Linked DNA regions of Mus musculus: region 2 is linked to region 1. Evidence: chromatin loops called from intact Hi-C (ENCODE). Cell type or tissue: left cerebral cortex. All regions are shown on one strand. Links, peaks and the distances in the headings refer to the core of each region. The heading gives the core; the rest is flanking DNA.

Region 1 (5,380 bases), core at 274-5,273:
TTGTTTTAGTTATAGTTACTGTTGCTGTGATGAAACACCATGACCAAAGCAACTTGGGGAGTGTAACGGCTGGTTTTGTGTGTCAACTTGACACAAGCTGGAGTTATCACAGAGAAAGGAGTCTCCCTTGAGGAAATGCTTCCATAAGATCCAGCTGTAAGGCATTTTCTCATTACTGATCAAAGGGGAGGATCCATTGTGGGTGGTTCCATACCTGGGCTGGCAATCCTAGGTTCTATAAGAAAACTGAGCTTATAAGGGGAAGCTGAGCAAGCCAGGGAAAGCAAGCCAGTAAGTAACATCCCTCCATGGCCTCTGCATCAGCTCCTGCTTCATGACCTACTTGAGTTCCAGTCCTGACTTCCTTGGTGATGAACAACAGTATGGAAGTGTAAGCTGAATAAATCCTTTCCTCCCCAACTTGCTTCTTGGTCATGATGTTTGTGCAGGAATAGAAACCCTGACTAAGACAGTATCCATCCCATATACAGTCACCAAACCCAGACACTATTGTGGATGCCAGCAAGTGCTTGCTGACAGGAGCCTGATATAGTTGTCTCCTGAGAGGCTCTGCCAGTGCCTGACAAATACAGAGGTGGATGCTCTCAGCCAATCATTGGACTAAGCACAGGGTCCCCAATGGAGGAGCTAGAGAAAGGACCCAAGGAGCTGAAGGGGTTTGCAGCCCCATAGGAGGAACAACAATATGAACTAACCAGTACCCCCAGAGCTCCCAGGGACTAAACCACCAATCAAAGAGTAAACATGGAGGGACCCATGGCTCCAGCTGCTTATGTAGCAGAGGTTGGCTTTGTCAGTCATCAATGAGAGGAGAGGCCCTTGGTCCTGTGAAGGTTCTATGTCCCAGTGTAGGGGAATGCCAGGGCCAGGAAGCAGGAGTGTGTGTGTGTGTGGGGGGGGGAGGGGTTGGTGAGCAGGCAGAGGGGAGAGATAGGTTTTTGGAGGGGAAACCAAGAACATTTGAAATGTAAATAAAGAAAATATCTACATAAAAGAAAAAGAAGCAAAGGAAAAGAAAAAATGGGCTGGAGAGATGGCTCAGCGGTTAAGAGCACTGACTTCTCTTCCGAAAGTCCTGAATTCAAATCCTAGCAACCACATGGTGGCTCACAGCCATCTATAATGAGATCTGCTGCCCTCTCCTGATGAAGCGTCTGCAGAGAGCTACAGTGTACTTAGATATAATAAATACATACATAAATAAAAATTACTGAAAAATTATGTTGTGAAATACTGTGTAGGTAAGTGTTCAGTTAATTAGTTCCCTCCCCTTTCAACACTTTGACTTAATTTTGGAAAAAAATGCTCAAAAAATTATTAGTTCACCACTAATAGTGATTTTAATATAGGGGAAATTAAAACTCCCTATTTGGGTTCTTTTTCACAAAAGGACATAAAAATAGTCAGGAGGCGCTGGAGGACAGCATGATCAGCATTAGCATCAGCCTTACTGAGGGCGTGGTCTCTTGGCCAAGTGATTGACAGGCCCAGATGAATTAACTCTTAAGGGGAAAGACAAAAGTATGACATGTTCTGTTCGCCAGAGAAAGATCAGAATGCCTTTTCTGCCCAGGGCCAGAGGTATATTCCATTCTTTTGACTGGGAGGAATTACCAAAACTGACAAACTCAGTTGTGATTGTAGGGAAGGAGTAAAGGTGGTGGCTCTCCATCTGGAATCTTCACACCCTTCCAGTGCCTAGTGGAGGGTCTTATCGCTCAGGTTTAGCTCCTACCCGCTCTGCCTTTAGAGATGAGGCAGGACTGCATAGCTACTGCCAGTCAAATCTGAGATCCGAGTGTCCATTCCGCATTTAGAAGCAGTTTGTTTTGTTTTGTTTTTTGTTTTGTTTTGTTTTTTAGCAGGGCAGTGGTCGCACATGCCTTTAATCCCAGCACTTGGGAGGCAGAGGCAGGCGGATTTCTGAGTTCGAGGCCAGTCTGGTCTACAGAGTGAGTTCCAGGACAACCAGGGCTACACAGAGAAACCCTGCCTTGAAAAAACGAAAGAAAAGAAGCGGTTCTTTAAAGAGTCAGTCTTCCAGTCCCCCAACAACTGGTGCAGGGCCTGTTGCCTGCCTGTGGATCCCGCACCCCTAAATGGACCACCTCATCTTGTCTCAGTGGGAGAGGATGCCCCTAGTCCCACCTAGTGCTGCAGTGCCTTGCAGGATGTGTGTATTGTGTTAGTGTGTGGGGGATGACACCCTGTAGCTCCTTGGTATCTGGCCCAGGCTGGCCTTCTGTTGGCCTCCTCTGTCACTGCATTGGGCTGATTGCTGTCTCCTTCTCATGGAAGTTCATGTCAGACTACACATCCTGAGAGGTCTTTAACTCCCTTTGGGATGACCCTAAAATTCGTGACAACTTGGGTAGGGCCTCCTTCTCTAGCTATGGTGGTAAACAATCTTTTGTTTTATTTCTAGCATGACTGTACAACCTGTTTATTCTAAGGGGGTGAAATCCAGGAAATGGGAGCCCCTTTCATCAGCACCCCAGTCTCTACTGTATTGGGGGACAGATGTATTCTTATAGTCATACTTGAATTTTAAATTGTGACAAATCATATGTCTTCAATATTTTTATTTCCTCTAAACTGAAACTGCCCATGCTCTGGCTAGAACACATGGTCTACATTTAAGGATTTAAAGGATCTAGAACATTCCATGTTGGTAGAGAGCGTGCCTGCCATGTATAAGGCCCTAAATCCAATCTCTAATCGATCTCTTCAGGGTTACCCAGAGTGGGAAAACCATTTAATACACAGTTGCTTATTTTACAAATTTTCAGCACCCAAAGGGACCATCCTGTATCAGCGATATCCTTGGTAACGATTTCCAAGGTGGGAAGATTTCTCACCTAGAGTACTTTCTGCTGTTATTTGTCAAGGCGGACCTCAATCACTTCATCAGCACCTTGCCTGGGACCTAGGTGACTGTGCTTACCTGAGCTCTTTAAAGCAATGAGAGCAGACAGACGCTCCCGACCTTAATCTGCCCTGGCCCAAGGTTTCCGGTCTGTGGCTCAGGGCAGGTGAGTTCCCTGCGCTCCGCAAGGCGCCTGCGGGCGGGAGCGGGTGGAACCGAGGGCGGCGGCTCTGGGCTCGGCTCAGCCGCAGCCATCGCAGCCTCCCGCGCCGCCCGCCTCCCCGAGCCCGGGCGTCCAGCCCCGCAGCTGCGGCCGAGCAGAGGCAGCGCACCGCGGGGATGCGGGGCGGGGGCAGGGCGCGGGGTAGGTGACATTATCCCGCCTCTGTTGCCGGGCCCAGGGGAGCAATGACATCACGTGGCCCTTTCCACGCGCTGACACAAAGAGCGCCTGCGAGAGGCCTCGGCCAGGGAGGCCGGCGGCCGCCGCTGCCTCGCCGGGCCCGGGGGCCCAGCCATCCCAGATCTCCGCTCGCCGTCCGCGTCCTTCCGCCGTCGCCTCCGCCCGCGCCCCCTGCGCACCGCTGAACCCGCCCGCTCGCCCGGGCGCCGGCCTCTTCCCATGCGGGCGGCGCGGGCCCTGGGAGGGGCGCCCGGAGCCAGCCGCGCAGCATGCACTGGGGGGTTGGCTTTGCCTCGTCCAGGCCGTGCGTGGTGGACCTGAGCTGGAACCAGAGCATCTCCTTCTTCGGCTGGTGGGCCGGGTCCGAGGAGCCCTTCTCCTTTTATGGGGACATCATCGCTTTCCCTTTGCAGGATTACGGTGGGATCATGGCAGGGCTGGGCTCGGATCCCTGGTGGAAGAAAACCCTTTATTTGACCGGGGGAGCTTTGCTGGCCGCGGCTGCGTATCTGCTCCACGAACTCCTGGTCATTAGGTGAGCCGGAGAGAGGGCCCCCGAAGCGGGCACTGACCAGGGCAGCTAGCCCGGGTAGGGCTGGCTCAAAGGGGGTTCCGGAACCAGCCCCTAGGTCCCGCCGCCCAAAGGTCCAAGCGTCCTCTCTCATCCTCTAACCCCCTAAGGCGTTTCACGGTCACCTGGCCACTTGTAAGGAGCCATTTAGAGTTGATGGGAGGGTTAAATTGGGAAGGGAAAGAAAGCGTTTTCCTTCCATCATTTCGATGCTAAAAGCAAAGTGCTGTGAGTCACCAGTGTTATGGATATAAACAATCTGCTAAAGCCCATAGGAAGAGTCTAACTGCAATCAGTGCATTCGTAACAATAGAATAAAGCTCTGTAGAAATACTAAGGTACACTTTTATAAACGCCTAATTGGTTTATGGGTAATGATGCTGGAACATTAACTATTAACCTCATCTTTACCTAAAAGGTTAGTTCTCTCTTACTCTTCTTTATAAATGTCAACATTATTAGGAGGCTGCAGTTGCAGAAGCTTGGTGTAACCCTGTTCAGTTTTGATGCAGCCTTAACCTGCTTACCTGCTTATCTGGTGTGGAACTGTAAGCACCTTCAAGCTTAAATACAATCATTCTGCGAGCGGTAGGAGATCTGAGGGCAGCGCTAGCACATGGAGCACTTGGCATAACAGGGAGTCTCCCTGGGCTGTAAACAGTTTCATGGCTGCCTGCCGCAGAATGTGTACAGGGCTGACTTGAAAATTACAATAAATGGATGCCCCTGCTGTTGGGACTGCTAGTCCCATAGATAGATCTTTAGTGGTAGATGCCACTGGGTACTGAGACAGCCTTTGGCTAATGGGCATGTCAATTTTGGGTTAAAATTTCCATGCATTTGGGACCCCAGTCTCTGGAGATTATTGGAGGCAGAGCAATTTTCCGTAGCTCAGAATTTCTCTTCTGACCAGTATTTTCGAAGGAGCTGGGATGTGTTCCTACCATATTTTCCAGGGGTAGGGTGAAGGAGGAGCATGGTTCTAGAGGCTGTAAAGTGGCTGGTGACCTCTAATGGACTTCAGGAAGTGCAGGAGGACACCATGATCGCCCTACTGAACTCACTATTTGTTGGCTCTGAAAGGATAAGAAAGCATTTGGGTCTGAGAAAAATGTGTTGGCTTTCATATCATTTAGCCACAGTGGAAGACTGAGAAGTTGATTTTAACTTCAGTATATCTCATTGAGCACAGCGTCTTGAATTTAGTTGAGCCAAACACAAAAGTTTTAAAGTGAGATAGCATGAAGATTACGCCCCATTGGTGCCAGTCTGAGAACTCTGTTTCACGTCAGGTTTCAGTCCATATGAAGAACCCCACACCTGTGCAGCATTTTACACAGTAGCCTGTTGTTTCTCAGTTGTATTTCACTCCATAGCCTGTGAAGACTGCCCCTGTACCATTCAGCATCTCAGCCTTTCTCCAGTTTGTGGAGAGTGGAAGCTTCACATGGCTGAATCCAAAATGTGGCTTTGATGACCTTGCAGAAATAACAGGGCCTTGGGAGCTCACTTGGAATAG
Region 2 (5,380 bases), core at 176-5,175, 60 kb after region 1:
GCGTTCCCCTGTACTGGGGCATATAAAGTTTGCGTGTCCAATGGGCCTCTCTTTCCAGTGATGGCCGACTAGGCCATCTTTTGATGCATATGCAGCTAGAGTCAAGAGCTCCGGGGTACTGGTTAGTTCATAATGTTGTTCCACCTATAGGGTTGCAGATCCCTTTAGCTTCTTTGGTACTTTCTCTAGCTCCTTCATTGGGGGCCATGTGATCCATCCAATAGCCGACTGTGAGCATCCACTTCTATGTTTGCTAGGCCCAGGCATACTCTGACAAGAGACAGCTATATCAGGGTCCTTTCAGCATAATCTTGCTAGTGTATGCAATGGTGTCAGCATTTGGAAGCTGATTATGGGATGGATCCCCGGATATGGTAGTGTCTACATGGTAGGACAGTGTTCTTTAACCATGTCTTCAGCCCTTTCTTTTTACTTTTACATTTAGGGACAGTCTTTTTTAATTAATTAATTAATTTATTATTAGATATTTTCTTTATTTACATTTCAAATGCTATTCCCTTTCCTAGTTTCCCCTCTGAAAATCCCCTATTCTCTCACCCCCTCCCTGCTCCCCACCCACCCACTCCCATTCCTGGCCCAGGCATTCCCCTATACTGGGGCAAAGAACGTTCACAAGACCTAGGGCCTCTCCTTCCATTGATGACTGACTAGGCCATCCTCTGCTACATATACAGCTAGAGCCACAACTCCCAGCATGTGTTTTCTTTGATTGGTGGTTTAGTCCCAGGGGGCTCTGGGGTTGCTAGTTCGTTCATATTGTTGTTCCTCCTATGGGGCTGCAAACCCCTTCAGTTCCTTGGGTACTTTTCTTAAAGACAGTCTTATTAAGTTGTCCATGGTGGCTATATTAGTCAGGGTTCTCTAGAGTCACAGAACTTATGGATAGTCTCTATATAGTAAAGTAATTTATTGATGACTTACAGTCTGCAGTCCAATTCCCAACAATGGTTCAGTAGTAGCTGTGAATGGAAGTCCAAGGATCTAGCAGCTACTCAGTCCCACACAGCAAGCAGGCGAAGGAGAGCGAGACTCCCTTCTTCCTTATATGGTCTCCAGCAGAAGGTGAAGCCCAGATTAAACATGTGTGCCACCACACCTTTAATCCCAGATGACCTTGAATTGGGAGATCTCCCTGTCTTAATCTGGAATCCATAGCCACTATGCCTCAAGATCTCCATACCAAGATCCAGATCAGAAACTTCTATCTCCCAGCCTCCAGATAAGGGTCACTGGTGAGCCTTCCAATTCTGGATTGTAGTTCAGTCCAAATATAGTCAAGTTGACAACCAGGAACAGCCACTACAGTGGCCTTGAACTCACCCTTGTGGCCCAGATGTCTTAGTTACCATTCTATTGCTGTGAAGAGACACCATGACCATGGCAACTCATAAAAAAAAAAAAAAAAAAAAAAAAAAAAAAGCACTGAGTTCAGGGCTGGCCTACAGCTTCAGAGGGTTAGTCTGTAGTCATCATGACAGACAGTGCGTCAGGAGGCCTGCCGCTGGAGAAGTGACTGAGAGCTACATCCTCATCTGCATGCAGAGGAAATGCCGGGGACTGGCATGGGCTTTTGAAACCTCAAAGCCTACCCCCAGTGACACACTTCCTCCAACAAGGCCACACACACCTGCTTCAACAAGGCCACACCTCCTAATATTTCTAATTCTTTTAAGTAGTGCCATCCTCTGGTGACTAAACATTTAAATATATGAGCCTATGGTGTCCATTTGCCTCCAAACCACCACAGCAGGCAAACCTCCCCCTTCTGATCCTCCTGCCTCAGGCTTTCAAGCTGCTGGAACTATAGGCCTGTACCACTAGGGTAAGATTCTCACTCTCTAGGATTCCTTTGGCACAACTCCTGGGGATTAAGTTCAAGAGAGGCATCTGGGACCTCCAATGTCTCTCTCCCACGTGAGGAGGTCTTTTCCTCTTTCTTGCTGTGGCCGTAACATTCGTTTATAGTTCTCGGTCACTGTGATTATCAGTGGTACCCAGGAAGATGTCCCATGCCTTTCCCTAAAGGAGAAAATGGAACATTTTATATGTGTCTCTTTAAGGGAACGAGAATGTGGGGTACATGGGATAAAAGGTAATGACAAGTCTAATAGTCAGATAAGAAAAAAAGACAAATCAAATTAATATGATAGTTGCGATTACCTTGAATGCATGACATGGTAAGTGCTCTCTTTTAATTTGTGTGTTATTGTGGATTCTATCCACAGACTGGTAGTCTTGTGAATTGTTATTTTCTTTAATAAAAAATAAACCAGGGTAGATAGACTGTAATCTACAGGGCCATCAGTGTAGAAACAAATCAAATGACTGTGACAAGGGACTAGAGGAAATAATTAGAGTGTGACACATCCACATAGCGCACTGTGAGATGACTGTGGCTGCTGTACTGTCACATTCGGAGGTCCTGGCTCTGTGTTGTCAGTGGAGAGGATCAGGAACAGACTCTAGTGAGTGCAAGTTTATGTAAACACTTGGAAGTATTTTCTATAGGGGTATAAAAACGTTATTGAGAATGGGTTACTAGAAATTCTTTATTTTGATTATTGAAATTTCCTAGTTTTTAAACTAAACATGGATTACATATGTAAGAAGTGAAATGTTTATATAGCTATAAAGATATACAGTCTTACAGTAAGAGGTGTCAAATACTATTTATAAGCAACACTGCCATCTAGTGGATCAAAGGCAAAACTCATTCCATTTCTGCAATTTCTTCATTTTTTGTTTTTGGAGTTGAGAAATGGTAGTCTGATATTTAGAATTTTTGTTTAGATTTGTTTAAATTTAAATATTTAAAAGTGAAAACACAAGTTTTACTATATCTCTTTATAGGCACATTAATCTGTAAGAACAATTCTGAACTGTGTATGGAAAATATAAGGCATAGTTTTTAATATTTTTTAAAATTTATGTTCATTTTTCTTTTTTATTGAAAAGGATTCTTTGCTCATACATTATATCCTGATTATAGTTTCCCCTCTCTGCTCCTGGTTTCTCCCAGCTCCGTCGCCTTCTGGATCCACGCCCTTTCTATTTCTCACTAGAAAAGGACAGGCTTCTAGGCGATAACATCCAAACAGGACAAAATAAAGTCTAACAAGAAGCAAACCCATCATATTGGAGCTGGGCATGGCAACCCAGCAGACGGAAAAGAGTCCTGAGAGCAGGCATGAGAGTCAGAGACCCACATGTTCTCACACTCAGAGTCCCATAAACACACTAAACTCAAAGCTATGCTAGACACAGAGGACCTAGTGCAGACCCAGTAGGCCCTATGCTTGCTGCTTTTGTCTCTGGGAGCTCGTATGAGCCCTGCCTCATTGATTCAGAGGGCCATGTTCTTCTGGTGTCTTCCATCCACCTCTAGCTCTTTCTGCTCTCTCTTTTGAGAGGCTCCTGGAGTTCTGGGGAGAGGAATTTGATGGAGACATCCCTTTTATCCCCGTCCCCGACTCTCTCCATGTAATACCTGGCTGAGGGTTTCTGCATCTGTTGCCATCAGCTGCTGGAAGAAACTTCCCTGATGATGACAGAATAAGGCACGGATCTCTGAGAATAGCAGATTATCATTACGTGTCATTTTATTGATATGTTTTTAAACCAGTAGTATTTGGTTTTACCTCTCTAGTATCTGGTTCTTAGTCACCCATGCAGTGTTAGGTATGGGTTCCGTCTCATGGAGTGGGCCTCATGTCACATCATACATTGGCTGGCTACTCCCATAAGCTTTGTACCATCATTGCCCTGACATATCTTACAGGCAGGACAGATAGTACGTCAAAGGGTTTGTGCCTGGGTTGATGTTTATAAATTGACTTAAATATGAATGAATGGTCACATTAGTCCTTTTGGTATGAAGTGGTAAATTGTCTCACAAAACCAGATGGTTAGATAGAGCTGCCCATTTTTGAGTGTCCTCTGCTTCTGTCTGCTGTAGAGAGAACACACTGTCTTTGTTCACTTAGCCTGCTTTTAACTTTTCTTTTTTTAAAGATGTTTACTGTGCACATAAAATTTCAAATATTTTGACAATATCTCTGTGAAAAAATAGTGTTAATATCCACCCGGCTTCGTCCTTCAACGTTACTTGGGATGCCCAGTAACTATGTCATGTCCCCTTCATATAATGAACTAGGTGGTTCATATGAAAAAGATAATTTTTTCTCATGGTGCTTGAAGTTGGGAAGCCCACGATCATGGTGTGGAAGACTCGGTATCTTAGGAGGTCCTTCTTTCTTGTTCACAGACGAAATGCCTCCTTACCAGGTCCGCATATAGCAGAAGGACCACTAGCTGAGCCTTGTTTTGGAGGTTTTGTTGTTGTTTGGGTCTTTTTTGTTTGTTTTATTTTGGTTTTCATTATTATTATTATTCATTTTGCATTCTTGATCACAGCCCTGCCTCTCAGTCCCACCCTTAGAAGCTGCTCCCTTCACTACCCTCTGCCCTTCTCCTCAGAGAAGGGGGAGCCCCCCATGCGTACCAACCCACCCTGGCACATCAAGTTGCAGCAGGACTAATAGCATATCCTTGCCTATTGAGGCCAAACAAGGCAGCCCAGCTAGGGGACGGGGACCCAAAGGCAGACAACAGACAGAGACAGCTCAATCCAATTATTAGGGGACCCACATGAAGACCAAACTGCACATCTGCTACTTATGTGTAGGGGGCTTAGGTCAGACCATGCTTGCTTTTTGGTGGATGGTTTAGTCTATGTGAGCAAGTTCCCGAGGGCCCAGGTTAGTTGGCTCCATAGATCTTTTTGTGATGTCCTTGACTTCTCCTGCTCCATCAATCCTGAGGTTTTAATGCCAGTCGTGAGGGCTCCTGGGGGTGGGGAGCACAGACATTCTGACCACAGCACTGTTAGGTCGTTGCGTTTGAGTGCTAACTCTTGCCTCTCTGCCACACTGCAGGCGAGCTGATCAACCTGGCCATGTACTGCGAGAGGATCAGGAGGAAATTCTGGCCCGAGTGGCACCACGATGATGACAACACCATTTATGAGTCTGAGGAGAGCAGCGAGGGCAGCAAGACTCACACACCCATGCTGGATTTTAGCTTTTACTCCAGGACAGAGACCTTTGAGGACGAGGGGGCTGAGAACAGTTTCTCCAGGACCCCAGACACGGATTTCACCGGACACTCTCTCTTTGACTCCGATGTGGAGATGGATGACTACACAGACCACGAACAGTGCAAGTGATGCCCCATCACGGAGCCTCGTCCTCAGGAGCCACCGCTCCCTGGGGTTGGTCTGATTTCCCAGATAGAAATCCATTTGAGCTGGGAGGAGATCTTCAGGCCTGGACCAGTTTTCACATGCTAACTGGACTATAAG

Evidence for each region. Hi-C counts contacts between places; a loop is a spot of excess contacts. Peaks named below come from ENCODE experiments on the same cell type or tissue, not always from the same donor. Only the 100,000 strongest peaks of a DNase experiment are listed, where the experiment ranks them.
Region 2: it touches region 1 in a loop (2.4-fold over the local background); 1 of 42 quality-filtered maps calls a loop at or near these places.

The regions. Positions count from the first base shown.
Region 1 is chr4:21,928,005-21,933,384 of GRCm38, forward strand. Faxc (failed axon connections homolog) reads left to right here and starts at 3,322. Exons shown (of 6, transcript NM_175234.4): 1 at 3,322-3,825. The coding sequence starts at 3,560. In left cerebral cortex, for the core only: no CTCF peak of the experiment used is centred there; DNase peaks (open chromatin) are centred at 3,115, 3,367, 3,552, 3,994 and 1 more place; H3K4me3 peaks cover 2,650 bases; H3K27ac peaks cover 2,028 bases.
Region 2 is chr4:21,988,343-21,993,722 of GRCm38, forward strand. It overlaps Faxc (failed axon connections homolog), which reads left to right. Exons shown (of 6, transcript NM_175234.4): 6 at 4,956-5,380. The coding sequence ends at 5,245. Among named protein-coding and RNA genes, the nearest start is that of Gm42260, 33 kb to the right of the region's middle. In left cerebral cortex, for the core only: a CTCF peak has its summit at 2,721 (motif pointing left); a DNase peak (open chromatin) is centred at 2,717.